2 separate regions of the Homo sapiens genome follow, and region 1 is linked to region 2. Evidence: chromatin contacts called from ENCODE Hi-C or POLR2A ChIA-PET data. All regions are on one chromosome and are shown on one strand. The core of a region is the stretch at or near the end of the contact, and the rest is flanking DNA. Distances in the headings are between cores, read along the strand shown.

The links. A loop is a pair of places that touch in the nucleus more often than their neighbours do. ChIA-PET counts read pairs that join two places held with the same protein, here RNA polymerase II (POLR2A). Pooled maps may share reads with other maps.
Region 1: a pooled map shows a loop between it and region 2 (6-fold over the local background). The contact joins the promoter of ATRX here to the promoter of CYSLTR1 in region 2. A Hi-C loop is called at or near these places in 5 of 37 single-sample maps with no recorded cell type and 10 of 50 pooled maps. POLR2A ChIA-PET finds 5 or more read pairs at or near these places in 1 of 52 experiments (activated CD4-positive, alpha-beta T cell).

The regions. Positions count from the first base shown.
Region 1 is chrX:77,783,486-77,790,509 of GRCh38, forward strand. It overlaps ATRX (ATRX chromatin remodeler), which reads right to left and starts at 2,731. Exons shown (of 35, transcript NM_000489.6): 1 at 2,497-2,731. The coding sequence starts at 2,516. RefSeq lists a silencer at 2,345-2,394 and enhancers at 2,495-2,604, 2,615-2,804.
Region 2 is chrX:78,326,360-78,333,435 of GRCh38, forward strand. CYSLTR1 (cysteinyl leukotriene receptor 1) reads right to left here and starts at 1,252. Exons shown (of 3, transcript NM_006639.4): 1 at 946-1,252. RefSeq lists an enhancer at 1,424-1,473.

The sequences.
Region 1 (7,024 bases), core at 1,481-3,980, 540 kb before region 2:
GGCCATTTTTCCACCACAGAATCCTAGAATATTACTTTTTTTTATAAACACAAGTAAAAATTAGAACTAGTCTTTGTTCCTGCTTTTTAAGTGCTTGACAAAATATTTGATAAAGAGAAAATCTGGAACTACTGTGTAAAATAATATTAACAATAATGCTTATATTATTTCTGCCTCACATTAGAAAAGACTCAAGAGGGATTTGGTACTGTGGGTTCAACTCAAGCATTACCTGTCAGATTCTCCTTTAACCATGATTATGGTTTAGGAGATCGATGACACTTCAGCCTGAGACAGTTCTGAACACCTACTTGGAGCTCTTTCATAGTAAATCATCAGGGAGTGTCACACTTTTTAATTAATTCCCTACATGCATATATGCAGTTCTTTACTAGAGGTTTTTCATGTAGCTTAAGACTCTCCTAGCATTAAATATTTCAGTTATCTCACTACATAGTACACCTGGACACAAAAAATGTAACATTATAAACAGCTACAAAATCATAGACCTGCAACAAATCAGAGTAGGTAATATGAACTTCTTTCATTGTAACACTTGGGCTAAATTTAAATGGTCATAATCAGGTTAGACCTGGCAGCTGAAGGGGGCATTAATGCCTTGTGGTTAAGAACATAAGCTGTGAAGTCAAGATGGGGTTCAATTCCAGCTCCACCAATTACAAGCTGTATAACTTCGGTCAAGTTCTTGATCTATGTCTCACTTTCCTCCTCATCGGTAAAATGGGCAAAACCAAGTACTTACCTCACAGGTTTGAGAATTCATCAAGATTATAAAGAACGACAATAAGCACTCAACTTAGTTATGATTATTACTCTTATCATCAAGATCTACAAAAATCCAAGACTAGTAAGAAAAACTGACCCTTGTGTAAAATTAATTATTCTATTCAGAAATTCTATATACGTAATTTGTTCATTCTAAAGAAACTGAGAAGATCCGACTTCAAACTATAGTTTCAAATGTAGACTTTGTGAAACTTAGTAAAATCTAGAGGTCATAATTTAACTGTAAGGTACACCATCCATGCATATGAACATGAGTGCCTGGTAATTACAGGCCAACAAGTTATACTGGGTACCACTTACGTGCCTAATACCCCACAGATAAAGATTTGTTGTATTTGAGCCTACTGACAAATTCAGAAACCAAGGCCACAATCGTGTACACAACTAGAGATCTACAATCTAAGAACTGAAGCATATCTTTCCCCAAGGTAAAGAAAATATAATCTACTGCTTGTTCATGCAGAAATACAGACATACGTATCATAGGCTCATTGCCCAATTCTACATTCTAGCTAAATTGCTCTAAAAACATATGCCAATCTAAGAGTTACTCAAAGGCACATTTCGCCAACTTGAAATGCAATTCTGACCCATGCTCCTTGTAATTTTATTTTGCCACTGGACGCCAAGGATGCATCTCCGAGTAAAAAAATTACTTAATTCACATTGTGGGATGAAAATTCAAATGTCAAACTGAAACGCCAGCCAGCCACCTGGGTAAAAGTGTATACATTTCATATTGACTACCCAAATTTTCAGACCCGTCAAGAGGCAAATCAGAAGCACACAGAAAAACAGCTTCAACCTAATAAACGTGCTTGATTGGTTAAGAGGAGGCCTGCCAGGCATTTTCCCTTGCAATAAATCTTACTTCGCATCAGCCCACGTTAACCTGCCCTTCATCCTTCATGGAATAAATAAGTAAATAAAGATAGGGCCTAATTACTCCTCGAAATTTGCCCAGAAAGTGGGGAAACACTTGAGGTCCCATTAAGGCTGGACATCACAAAAAGTAGTATACTAGGGTCCTCTGGAAGCAAAACCCTGTGTTAAGTCCCCCCTCGCCTAGAAATAAACCCAAGGATATCCTTCAGGATATGGAGTAGAAAAGATACCTAAATACCTGGAACTGCACCACAACCCAATCAAAAAAAGGCTTGTCTCCTGGGGCTGCAGAAAAAAAATCCCGCAGGGCCCGGGTGCTTCCCATCTCCAGCAACCTAAACGCCTCTAAGTCGTCCTGGGATCTCACATCCTCGCGCCCGCCCACCCCTCCCCCTCTTCTCACCCTCCCCCCGCTTCTTCCCCACGCAGTTTCTAGGCCCAAAGATTAGCAAAAATGACCGGGATACCAAAGACCGCCTCCGACTTCGAGGTCTCAATCCCACAGGCACCAAAGAATAAACAGAGGAGCCCGACCAAGCGTCACCGTTTAGGGGAGATTGCAAGAAGCGCCCCATACCCTAGGCCGCGCCCCCCCCACCTCCCCCCACCCCATCCCCACCCCCACCCCCGTCGGAGCCTTGCGCCGATACCCCGAAACCCTTCTCACCTAAAGAGAAAACGATGCCTCTTTCGGCTAAGCAACACACAGGCCTAACCCACCAAGCGAACGCCTTCCCAAACACCCGACTCAGACGGTGCCTGGGCCCAGACCGCTGGGGCCCATGAGACGGGGTTGCGTTTTACCTCATGGGCTCAGCGGTCATGTTTTCGCTTGAACGCCTTGTCGGCTTCTGTGATTGCTGGGCGCCGATCTGCGCTCCCCCGCGCCCGGTTACGATAGAAATGCACTGGAGTCTTAGTCGTCACTGTAGCTGCTGCTGGAACCTCCCCACAGCTCAAAGGCCGCTACCACTGCCACCGCCGCAGGAGCCGCGGAAACAAAGCGACACCGCTGCCGCCGCCATTTTGTTGGGCCGAGGCTCAGGCAGGAGAATTGGCGCGTCCTCCCTCTTTCTCTTTCCGTCAGCCATTGGCTACCTCCTCCAAAGCACAGAGTCTTATTGGCTACGGAAATTCACCTTCTTTGGGGGCCTGTTGCTAAGGCGGTCGACGTCATTTGATCCCCTCCACCTTTTCGCAGGGGGTCCAATTTAGTCCCAATTGACCTGAAAGTGCTAGTGACATAGTTTGACTTTATTTTGAAAATGCTCTTTTGGTCCAACCTCTTTTTTCTTTGACATATTAACGAAGTAATAACAGCAACCTACATTTATTGAGAGTTTACTATATGCTCGGCACTACACTAATCCTTTATCCGGGTTATCTCATTTAATCTTTACACTCTCTGAGGTAGACAAACCTACATTTTCCAGATGAGGAAACCAAGACACAAAGTCCCACAGTAGTGGAGCCGAGATTCACCAGACACTCTTAACCACTAATCTGTATGGCCATCCTATGTAAGTATTTTCTTTCCTATATGCTAGGCTATCATCAAGTTATTTGCTTTCCTAGATGTTTTATACATAATATTTGGCACACCAACATGCTTGGAAATGTATATGTGTATAATATACTTATATATATGTATATGTGTGCAGACGACATAAGACCAACTTGAACGCTGCATAAAATTCTTTCCATATTGAATAAAGTGTCTCTTAGAATACACACACACACACACACACACACACACACACACACACACACACGGGCCATTTCCCCAATTTGATGTGATGTTTAGCTCACAAACCAATCAATTTAGATCTGCTTCCTTCTCATTACAGAGGAAGCTTGGCTGGATGATCTGTAAATGCCTTTCCCGCTTTTATGATCTATAATTTGATTTTACATTGGTAATCTCTGCTAATCACAAACAAGTCCTCTAAAATCTAATCGCTTCGAAATTTATTTCCAAATTTATTCTGCCATGCATGCTTTAGTTCATTCTATTTATTTTTCTTGAAATATGCAAGAGCTCCTGTCGGGGTTAGGTGACAGGGTTGCTGCTTTCTACTGGGATAGCAAGAGGGGAGCCTTTTTTGAATGAAACACTTTGAAAATCTGATAGGCTCAGGCAACTTTTTTTTTTTTTTTTTCTGAGACAGGGTCTAGCTCTGTCACCCAGGCTGGAGTGCAGTGGCGTGACGCAGTTCACTGCAGCCTCGACCTCCTAGGCTCAAGCAATCCTCCCACCTCAGCCTCTCAAGCAGCTGGGACTGCAGGCGCGTGCCATCAAGCCCAGCTAATTATGTATTTATGTATTGGTATAGATGAGGTAGGTCTGTCTGTTGCCCAGGCTGGTCTCAAACATCTAAGCTCAAGCCATCCTCCAACCTCGACCTCCCAAAGTGCTGGAGTTACAGGGGTGAGCCACCGCGCCTGGCCTCAGGCAACTTTTTAATCAACAGACGCCTGTACACATTGCAATTATATCTTTCAAATGTTTGAGTTCAGTTGGCAATTATAGAAACCAGACCTCTGTACCTGCTATACTGATTTTGTCTTGTACACATTAAATATCATTTCAACATACAATTTACAGGAGTCATTTTTTTCTCCTTGGTAAATGCAGTGAATTTGAATGATGTACTCCATCACAAGGCAGCACAGAAATGTGCTTGCTGTTCAACTGACTTCACTATGAGAAAAATAGTAAATAGTCAACATGTTACCAGGTTATTGGCGTTTCGAACAAGGAATTGGACAAAATGCACAAAGCAAGGAAAGAATGAAGCAACAAAAGCAGAGACACGTTGAAAATGAAAGTACACTCCACAAGACTGCAGGAGCTGCCAGAGCACAGGGGCTCAAGACCCCCATTACAGAATTTTCTGGGATTTAAATACTCTCTAGAGGTTTTCCATTGGTTACTTGGTGTACACCCTATGTAAATAAAGTAGTGGCCCGCAATCAGAGGCTAAAGTGAAGTTACAAGGGTCACACCCTATGCAAGCATCTAATTGGTTGTGGACAGCAACCAATCAGAGGCTAAAGTGAAGTTACAAAGTTACACTGCTATACAAACATCTGCTTTCTGCAACCAATCAGAGATACTTTCAGTTTTCCATCTGCCAAGCGGAAAAGGAAGAGGATTTGCAAAGGGAGTAGTCTTTTTGTTACTTAGGTGTGGAAAGTTGGGGTTTTCCTTTTGATTCAGTTCTAGGAAGTCAACTTTACTCAGCCTTAGGTTCCCTGCCTCCAAACCCTATTCTCCTGCCTCACATTATTTTTAAATGAATTGAAATTATTAAGGTAGAAACTAGCTGTTGCTGAGAGACTTCTCAACACTAAACAGCTTTAAATGACAAGTCTCACAAAAGAAACTTAATAATAAAACTATAATCACAATTTGTTTTTGTTTTGTTTTGTTTTGTTTTGTTTTTGAGATGGAGTCTCGCTCTTGTAGCCCAGGCTGCAGGCTGGAGCGCAGTGGCATGATCTCGGCTCACTGCAACCACTACCTCCCAGGTTCAAGCGATTTTCCTGCCTCAGCCTCCCTAGTAGCTGGGATTACAGGCACCCACCACCACGACTAACTAATTTTCATATTTTTAGTAGAGACGGGGTTTCACCATGTTAGCCAAGCTGGTCTTGAACTCCTGACCTCAGGTAATCCACCCGCCTCGGCCTGCAAAAGTGCTGGGATTACAGCCATGAGCCACCATGCCAAGCAATCATAGATTTTTTAAATTTTAATTTTGTTTTGAGACAGGGCCTCACTTGGCCTCCCAGGCTGGAGCATAATGGCGTGATCATGGGTCACTGCAGCCTCGACCTCCCAAGCTCAAGTGATCCTCCCACCTCAGCCTCCCAAGTAGCTACAACTGCAGGCCTAAGCCACCACAGCCCGGCTAATTTTATCTTTTTGTTTTATTTTTTTAGAGAGTAGGTCTCGATGTTGCCCAGGCTCATGTCTCAAAGTCCAGAGCTCAAACTATCCTCCCACCATAACCTCCCAAAGTGCTTGAATTACAGGCGTGAGCCACCATGCCCAGCAATAATCACAGCATTTTCAAAATGAACAACATTTGTGAATATTGTTGTGAATAACAACTTGTGAATACATTGTGAATAACAACTCACTATATTTGTGAAGCATAAGAGAATACCTGAGCCGAACATGGTGGCTCATGCCTGTAATCTCTTAACTTTGGAAGGCCAAGAAGGGAAGATGGGTTAAATTCAGTAGTTCAAGACCAAACTGGGAAAAATAGTGAGGCTCCCTCTCTAAAAAAAATTTTTTTTTTACTTAAAAAAAAAAGAAAAAGAGGCCAGGCGCGGTGGCTCATGCCTGTAATCCCAGCACTTTGGGTGGCCGAGGCAGGTGGATCACCTGAGGTCAGGAGTTCAAGACCAGCCTGGCCAACATGGTGAAACCCCATCTCTACTAAAAATATAAAAAATTAGCCGGGTGTGGTGGTGGGTGCCTGTAATCCCAGCTACTGGGGAGGCTGAGGCAGGAGAATTGGTTGAACCCAGGAGGCGGAGGTTGCAGTGAACCGAGATTGCACCACTGCACTCCAGCCTGGGCAACAAGAGCAAGACTCCATCTCTCCATCTCAAAAAAAAAAGAAAGAAAGAAAAAGAATTCCTTTGTTAGTAAAGGATGGCCGACAAAGTTTTACTGATATACATATAGGTGTATCGCTTTCAGTGATGATTATCAACGGGTTCCCATCAACTATTTTAGAAGAAGTTTACTGGTACACATCTTCACATTTTTCTTCAAATTGCCACAGAAGGCAACCTAGACCTTTCTCTGACTCTTGACCATAAATGCGTAACTTGTGAATGTGCTTATTTGTTTTGGAAGGGAATAAGAGATACAGTACCTGAAAGAGAGCAAATCAGCTGAGAAAATAGTTACTCCATAATTTTTAATATACAGCTTTGGCTGGGCTCAGTGGCTCAAGCCTGTAATCCCAGCACTTTGGGAGGCCAAAGTGAGTGGATCACTTGAGCTCAGGAGTTCAAGATCAGCCTGGCCAACATGGTGAAAGCCTGTCTCTACCAAAAATACACACACAAAAAAATTAGCTGGGCGTAGTGGTGTGTGCCTGTAATCCCAGCTACTTGGGAGGCTGAGGAGGGAGCATCGCTTGAGCCCAGGAGACAGAGGTTGCAGTGACTTGAGATTATGCCACTGCACTCCAGCCTGGGCAACAGAGTGAGACTCCATCTGAAAATAAATAAATAAATAAGCAAACAAACAGCTTCAAAACCCCTATTTTATGTCAGAATCATAATTCTTGAGCAATATTTATGAAAT
Region 2 (7,076 bases), core at 2-2,501:
TGTTTTTAAAACAGTGTACAATCTAGTCCAGATTTAGTTACAATTTCTTTTAAAATAATCATTTGTTAGACATATGGTATCATAGTTTCTCTCTAGGTTTCAAAATAATCAGAATACTGGAAAGCAGAACCACTGAATTCAGTAGGTGGAACTTACAAACCCATTTGTTTCCTCTTGAAAACAGCCTTTTTTGTCGCTAAGTAGAAAAATGTTCCTGGCTAAAGATTTTATTAAAATGTATGAATCTTTGGCTCTGTGTAAACTTAGTCTACACCAGATGTGTCTGAGTTACTAAATAGATCATGCAATTTTCTTCTATTCATTTATAGTTGAGAGAGCTTTATTTTTACAGTCTCTGGCCAGAACTGGCCATTTTCTAGTTGTACGGTGTGTTTCAAGAAAATTTTTTAGCCTCTCTGAGTCAATTTTCTCATTCATAAACATGGACAGTAACACCTACCTTGTCTAAATTATAGGATGTTGAAAGGTTCAGGTGGGATAACAAATGTGAAACTACCTTGTGAAAATTTTACTCTCCACTGGTTTACCTTCAGTAATTACTACATATTTATTTTCCATATTGAAGGAAAATGTCACTACATTAGAGAAACTCCACTGAACCCTCAAAATGGGGATTTGAAAATGTATCTTACATTTCTGGCTTAAATTACAAAGGCACAGGAGGTTTGCGGAGTGTGTCTCCTCTGTATTTTGCCACGTTGAGCCCTAGCAGAAGCACTGAGCAATATTTGTTGACAGACTGATCATATTATCAGATTTCTGGCTAAGAAATAAAGCAGAAAGAATTCATACTAGCACCCAAACTTAAAGCAGGCAAGGCAGATAACTTATCCCCAAACTCCTGGGAATTTGCTAAAATTTACCATCAGCAACATTTTACTACATACTGTTCTGGTCTTAGTACTGAATACTGAGTCTCCTTACCTGCTAACTTCAAGGTCCACAGTTTACTGTCCTTTTGCGTTTGTTCTCAGAAGCAAGCTCCAAGTCTTCAGTAAATTCGATCTACCAGTCCTTGCAATTAATCCTTGTTGGCGAGCTGCACAGTATCTTGATACCCTGTAGGGTCGTAAAAGCACAGTCCATTCACAGAGTGCCTGCTCTATAGGCAAGCTTCTTTGCAAAGATGGGTTGCTGCTATTTTTAAGAGGGGAGAGAGCAGGGCACATTTGCTAGCCAATATATACAGATATACAGATTCTTCTTCCTCTTTCAGATTAGCCTTCAAACTGTTAAAGCACTCCCGGAGTCTGACTTCTCTGGTGCAAAGTGGGGGAGGGGAAGGGTCAAAGAGGAAGGAAGAATAGAAACTGGAGACTTGCAGGTTGCGTGTATGTATAAATAAACTTTTCTTCCTAGCTTCAGGAATAGAATTCTCAGGAAATTATTCAGCTGCTCTAAGATGGGAAGCAGGGACGAGTGTTCTCTCTTCAGCTTAGTTCTCTGTGATTTCTGTGACTGTGAGGTCATTAGACTATTTGTAGGTGGGGAAAGATAATCCTGCCAGTATATGCTAATATAACTGGCATTATGTGAAACTTGATCTTAAGTAACATAAATTTCATCTCTCCGTTTCTCTCTCTCTCTCCTTAATGACACTTGTGGCTCTATCCACATTCTAAAAAGCCTTTTCCTTTCTGGTTCCTTTTTGAGCTTTGTTTCCTGAAATCTTCATAACAATAAATTGCCTCCATTGGATTAAAACTGTTGTTTTCTTTTTTTGTCCCACTGAAGATGATCTGGAATGACTGGGCTTGCTGTCAATGGTCCTGTGTTGGAAATTTGGGGGATCAGGCAAGTGTTCTTGGCCTTTGGCTAGGCTCTGAGGTGTTAGAGCTGTGGGGTGCTCAATATGGCTTCTGGAGAAAAGGGACATAGCAGTCTGGTATGTGCTGATTGAAGCCTGGGGCAGCACTTTGATGTTAAAAACCAAATTGGTAAGATCATGATGTGAATTTGTTACATCAATTATCTTGAGTTATATTAAGAAGATTCTATATGGAGATGGGCATAAATATGTTGATGTTAACACTTTGTAAACATGCCCCATAACTAACAACTAGTTTTAGGTACTTGTAAAATATGAGCCCAGCAGTAGCCTTCTGGCTTGCTACCTGCTGTAGGAACAAAGTCATTTACTCAAATTTTGTATCTTTAGGTACAAGAATTACCTCACAACCAACCTGGGACAATCGCTTTAAGGCCCTTGAATCTTTATCTCTTTTCACAGAGTTCTGGATTGTGGTGGTGATGGTGATAGTTGGAGGAAAAGGCTATCCAACCACATTTGAAGGGATGTTAACATTTGGATTCAAGACTAGACTTTCTAATCCTCTCCTAGGGAGTTTTAGTAACTAAACTGACATTCAAACTAGTATTTCTTCAACTGAGTTTGGATCCCCAAATATCTACAGGAAAATTTATAAGTGAGACACAGAGTGAATTATCACTTTTCCTCCAGTCTGAAATGTTACAGCCATTTTGAGCTACAGTGGAAGGGCAATTCATACTCAGGAAATGAAGAAAAGAGAAAGGAGCTAGATCCTTTGTGGGGATAAGAGAGATCAGATTGTTACTGTGTCTATGTAGAAAAGGAAGACACAAGAAATTCCATTTTGATCTGTACCAGGAAAAATTGTTTCTGCTTTGATACCATACCCCAGCACAACACCCGTAAAGGGTCTCTGCTGAGGAGGAGTAGTGAAAGAGGGAGGTCTCTTTGCAGTTGAGATAAGAGGAAGGCTTCTGTCTCCTGCTCCTCCCTGGGAATGGAATGTCTCCTGTAAAGCCAACCATTCCCATTCTTTCTATTCTGAGATAGGATAAAACCGCCCTGTGGCTAGAGGCGAGATATGCTGGCAGAAATACTGCTCTGTTACTCTTTGCTACACTGAGGTGTTTGTATAAAGTGAAACATAAATCTGGCCTACATGCACATCCAGGCACAGTACCTTTCCTTGAATTTATGCATGATACAGATCCTTTGCTCACGTTTTCCTGCTGACCTTCTCCCCACCTGTTGCTCTGCTACACTCCCCTTGCCAAGATAGTAAAAATAATGATCAATAAATACTGAGGGAACTCAGAGACCAGCGCTGGTGCAGGTCCTCACATGCTGAGGCTGCCGGTCCCCTGGGCCCACTGTTCTTTCTCTATACTTTGTCTCTGTGTCATTTCTTTTCTCAGTCTCTCGTACCACCTGATGAGAAATACCCACAGGCGTGGAGGGGCAGGCCCCCTTCAATCCTTGAGCTTCAAGTTGGCACCGAAATAGCTGTGGCAGAGAGGGTGTTTCCTGTGGTTCTTCTTTGTGCTCCCCTACCTGTTTCTTTCATTAGCTAATTTTCTGTTCTTGAGCAATGGGGAAGGCAGTGATTCACCCATTCCCAAATGGGTCTTTGCCTTGTACAGCTGGATCAATTTACACCACATTTGCTATAAATGACATCAGACTCCTTGTCTCCTTGCTTCATCTCTTTATCTTTTCTCTTCCCATCCATCCATCTTCATTACATATCTACTCTCACATTCTCTTTCACTTTAGGAAAGGTTGAAGTGCCCAGAATGATACCTGTCTGCTGCTGTCTCTCTACTCTTGCTCATTTTCCCAGACTCCTTCAGTTCTTACTTTCTTATTGAGGTAAGGAAGACCAAATAGGGAGTGGTGAGGGAGAGGGGGGATAACATGTAGTTGGATGGGAAATCTGTCTCAATGAAGTAAGACTTGGGTAGCAAGATAAAGAATTTTCAGTCACAACAGCGTTCACACGTAAGTGACAGGATTCATAGCTTATGTGGACTCAGAGCTGAAAGAGGTAATGAAAAATCATCATCTGGTTCAGACTTTATATTAAATTGAATTTGTGAGGGTATGACATGTCTGATTCATCATTGTGTCCTCAGCTGTTAGCTCATTGCCTTGTTTGGTTTGTTGAATAAATAAATCTAGTCCAACCCTTTCATATTATAGATGAAAAAGCAGGCTAGAAAGAGGCTCTCTCAAGATGCCATTATTTTACCACAAAATCAAAAATAGTAATTTTTCTTTCTCCAGGACTGAAATTTTTTCACAGCCAATACTAATTGCACTTTGGAAGGGTAAAGAGCATGACTATACTCAAAGCCCAGCTCTATACAGACATATATGCTTGTTAAATTAAGTTTAGCCTAAAGCTGTCTCCTGGAAATATTTTAAGTTCAGCCTAAAGATTTCTCTGTACATAGTGAACTAAAACCTAACTAGAAGTATAAACAGACTGTAACCTACTCTTGTACCAGTCATCAAGATTGACCAAACGAAGGTAACCACCTGTTCCAACTATGTTCAAATAAGGAAAATGCCAAGCTGTAACCAATCCAGCTGTTTCTGTATTTCACTTTGACTTGCTGTACATCACTTTCCTTTTTCTATCTATAAATCTTCAACCATACCTCAGCACTGGAGCCTCTCTGAACCTTTTCTGGTTTGGAAACTGCCTGATTCACAAATTGTTCTTTGCTCAATTAAACTCTGTTAACTTTAATTTGTCTAAGGATTTTCTTTTATCACATTCATTCACAGAGACTAGAATAGCCATGATTCAACTTTTAGTTCCAGCTTATAGAAACACGGAGACAATGAAAAAAATCAGGCTGGCTGTAGAAATATGGCTATTACAACTTTCCTTTTTCCTGCCCCAGGGCCTATTCCATGGGTATAAAACAACCCTGGATTGTCATTTTTAGTGAGGCAAGGGCCCTCTAACTGAGAGTGCTGGATGAGGTTGAATGAACCCTGTGAACAGAACAGCACAGACCACCTAGGAAGGATGGTACAGATCATCTAAATAATGTTACATTACTATGTACATTATTTTGTGCTGTCACCACTAGCCATGCACTAACCACTAGCCACACCTGGTTATTTAGATTTAACTGTAAATTAATAAAATAAATAAATAGTTCTGTATTTTAATTACACTAGCCACATTTCAGGCACTCAGTAGTATAGCCACATAGCCACATGTGAATGTGGCTACTGCATTGAACAGCACAAAGTTAGGACAGTTGTTAAAATTAATACCTAGCTTGGGGTAAAGAATATCAGTACAAGTTCATATAATTAAGTGCCAAAGCTGGGAAAAGAATACAGGCTTTTGGGCATCTATGAAGAGGAAGCAGATTTGTTTCTACCTCTACATATTTATTTATATTCAGTGTGGATCTCTGAGCATGGTTCAAGCACATTGAGTGTGTGTGACTCTATTTGTGGGCTTTAAAGTGTTTTGGGGGGCGTGGGATCTGGTTAGCATGGATGAGAGAGCTCCTTTACATAAATTTTTGCAGTTCTTGCCTTTCTCTCCTGACAAGACCAAAAGAGAAAATATTCATAAAGGTTCAATAAAAAAACAAACAAACAAAAAAAAACAAAAAAGTTATACAAATGAAAGGTGTCATGATTATGATGAGCTCCAGCTTTACTTCCTGCTGCTTAGTGTTTGCCCCTGAGTTCAGCTGGAGATGAGTATGGATGGGGAAGTGGGCTGGGTTGGAGGAAATTTTGGCAGCTGAGGTGACAGAGAGTCTGCGGGTGTGTGTGGTCAGGAAACCTGCTTCATGGTCTCCAAGCCTAGGAACTGGAGCCAGTTAGACTTGCTCTTACCTCAACTTTTGCTACAGGAGAGGAACAGTAATGGAGGAATTAGGCAAAGACCTTCAGTGAGAGCTAGGCCTTTCCTTAATTAGGGAGATTATCTACAATCACTTAAAAATGTGTCAAGTTTAGAAATAATGCATGTTCTCACTTATAAGTGGGAGCTAAACATTGAACACACATGGACATAAAGATAGGAACAATAGACACTGGGTACTACTTGAGGGGGGAGTTTGGGAGGGGACAAGGGTCAAAAAACTACCTATCAGGTGCTATGCTTACTACCTGGGTGACAAAATCATTTGTACACCAAGCCTCAGTAACACATAATTTACCCACGTAACAAACCTGTACATGTACCCCTGAACATAAATATAAAAGTAAAAATAAATAAAAATTCTGAAAAAATTCAGATTCATTAATGAGAATTGGCCCAAAGACTGACTGTCATAGGAGAGATCATCCACTATCGATGGGGAGAACTGGATGTGAAAAACATACCATGGATTATACAATGAGAAGATGCAGGTAATGGTGACTTTAACGCCCTGGGTTGGTGGGCATGGGAAGGATACAGAGAGGATGTCTAGATTATAGAGTCAACCCCCCCACTCTTACTCACCAGGCAGGTTTGGGAGACAGAGAGCCTGGGCCAAATTTCAGCTTGCCCTGCAAATCTGGGTGAGTTCTAGAGTCCTGCAGATTCTATTTCCATAGAATGTTGGAGCTGAAGAGAACCAGGGAGAGCATCCATGTCTTCCTCTTATTCTACATATGAGGAAACTTATGATGCAAATTAGTTGTAGTGTTGCTTTGTTTGATTTGTTGAATAAATAAATCTAGTCCCACCCTTTCATATTATAGGTGAGGAAACTGAATCCAGAGAGGATCCCTCAAAAGCCCTGAGGCTCCCTCAAGATGACTTTTTTTCCATCCTTGGATAGATTATTCCAACATTCTGAGTCTTAGTGTTCTTATTAGAAAAAATAATCACAATAATCTTGGCTCTGTTTATTTCACAGAATTTAAAAATCAAATAATATGAAAGACATGAAAAGGCTTTATAAACCGTAAGGTATTATGCAGATAAAATTATTTTATTGCCTATGTCTTCATCCTCCTCTCCTACCCAATGCCTTCTCTCACCCAAAATACTGCATGCCTTCTTATAAATATTTTCTTGGAGAGACATATTTGGGTAACTTTGAGATAACTTGGGGTCTTGAAGGGTGTTATCCTCCCAGGGCAGGGAATTATTGCCATTGAGTATCTAGTTGCAAAGGACCACTTTTACATATGGAGCCATGTTTACCACAACAGCAGCATCTGCCAGGTGTTATTTGTATGTATTTCCTGCTTGTTTTTGTGTGTTAGGGAGTGGTGTAAGAACAAGGCTTAGGGACAATTGAAGTACTATTTGTAA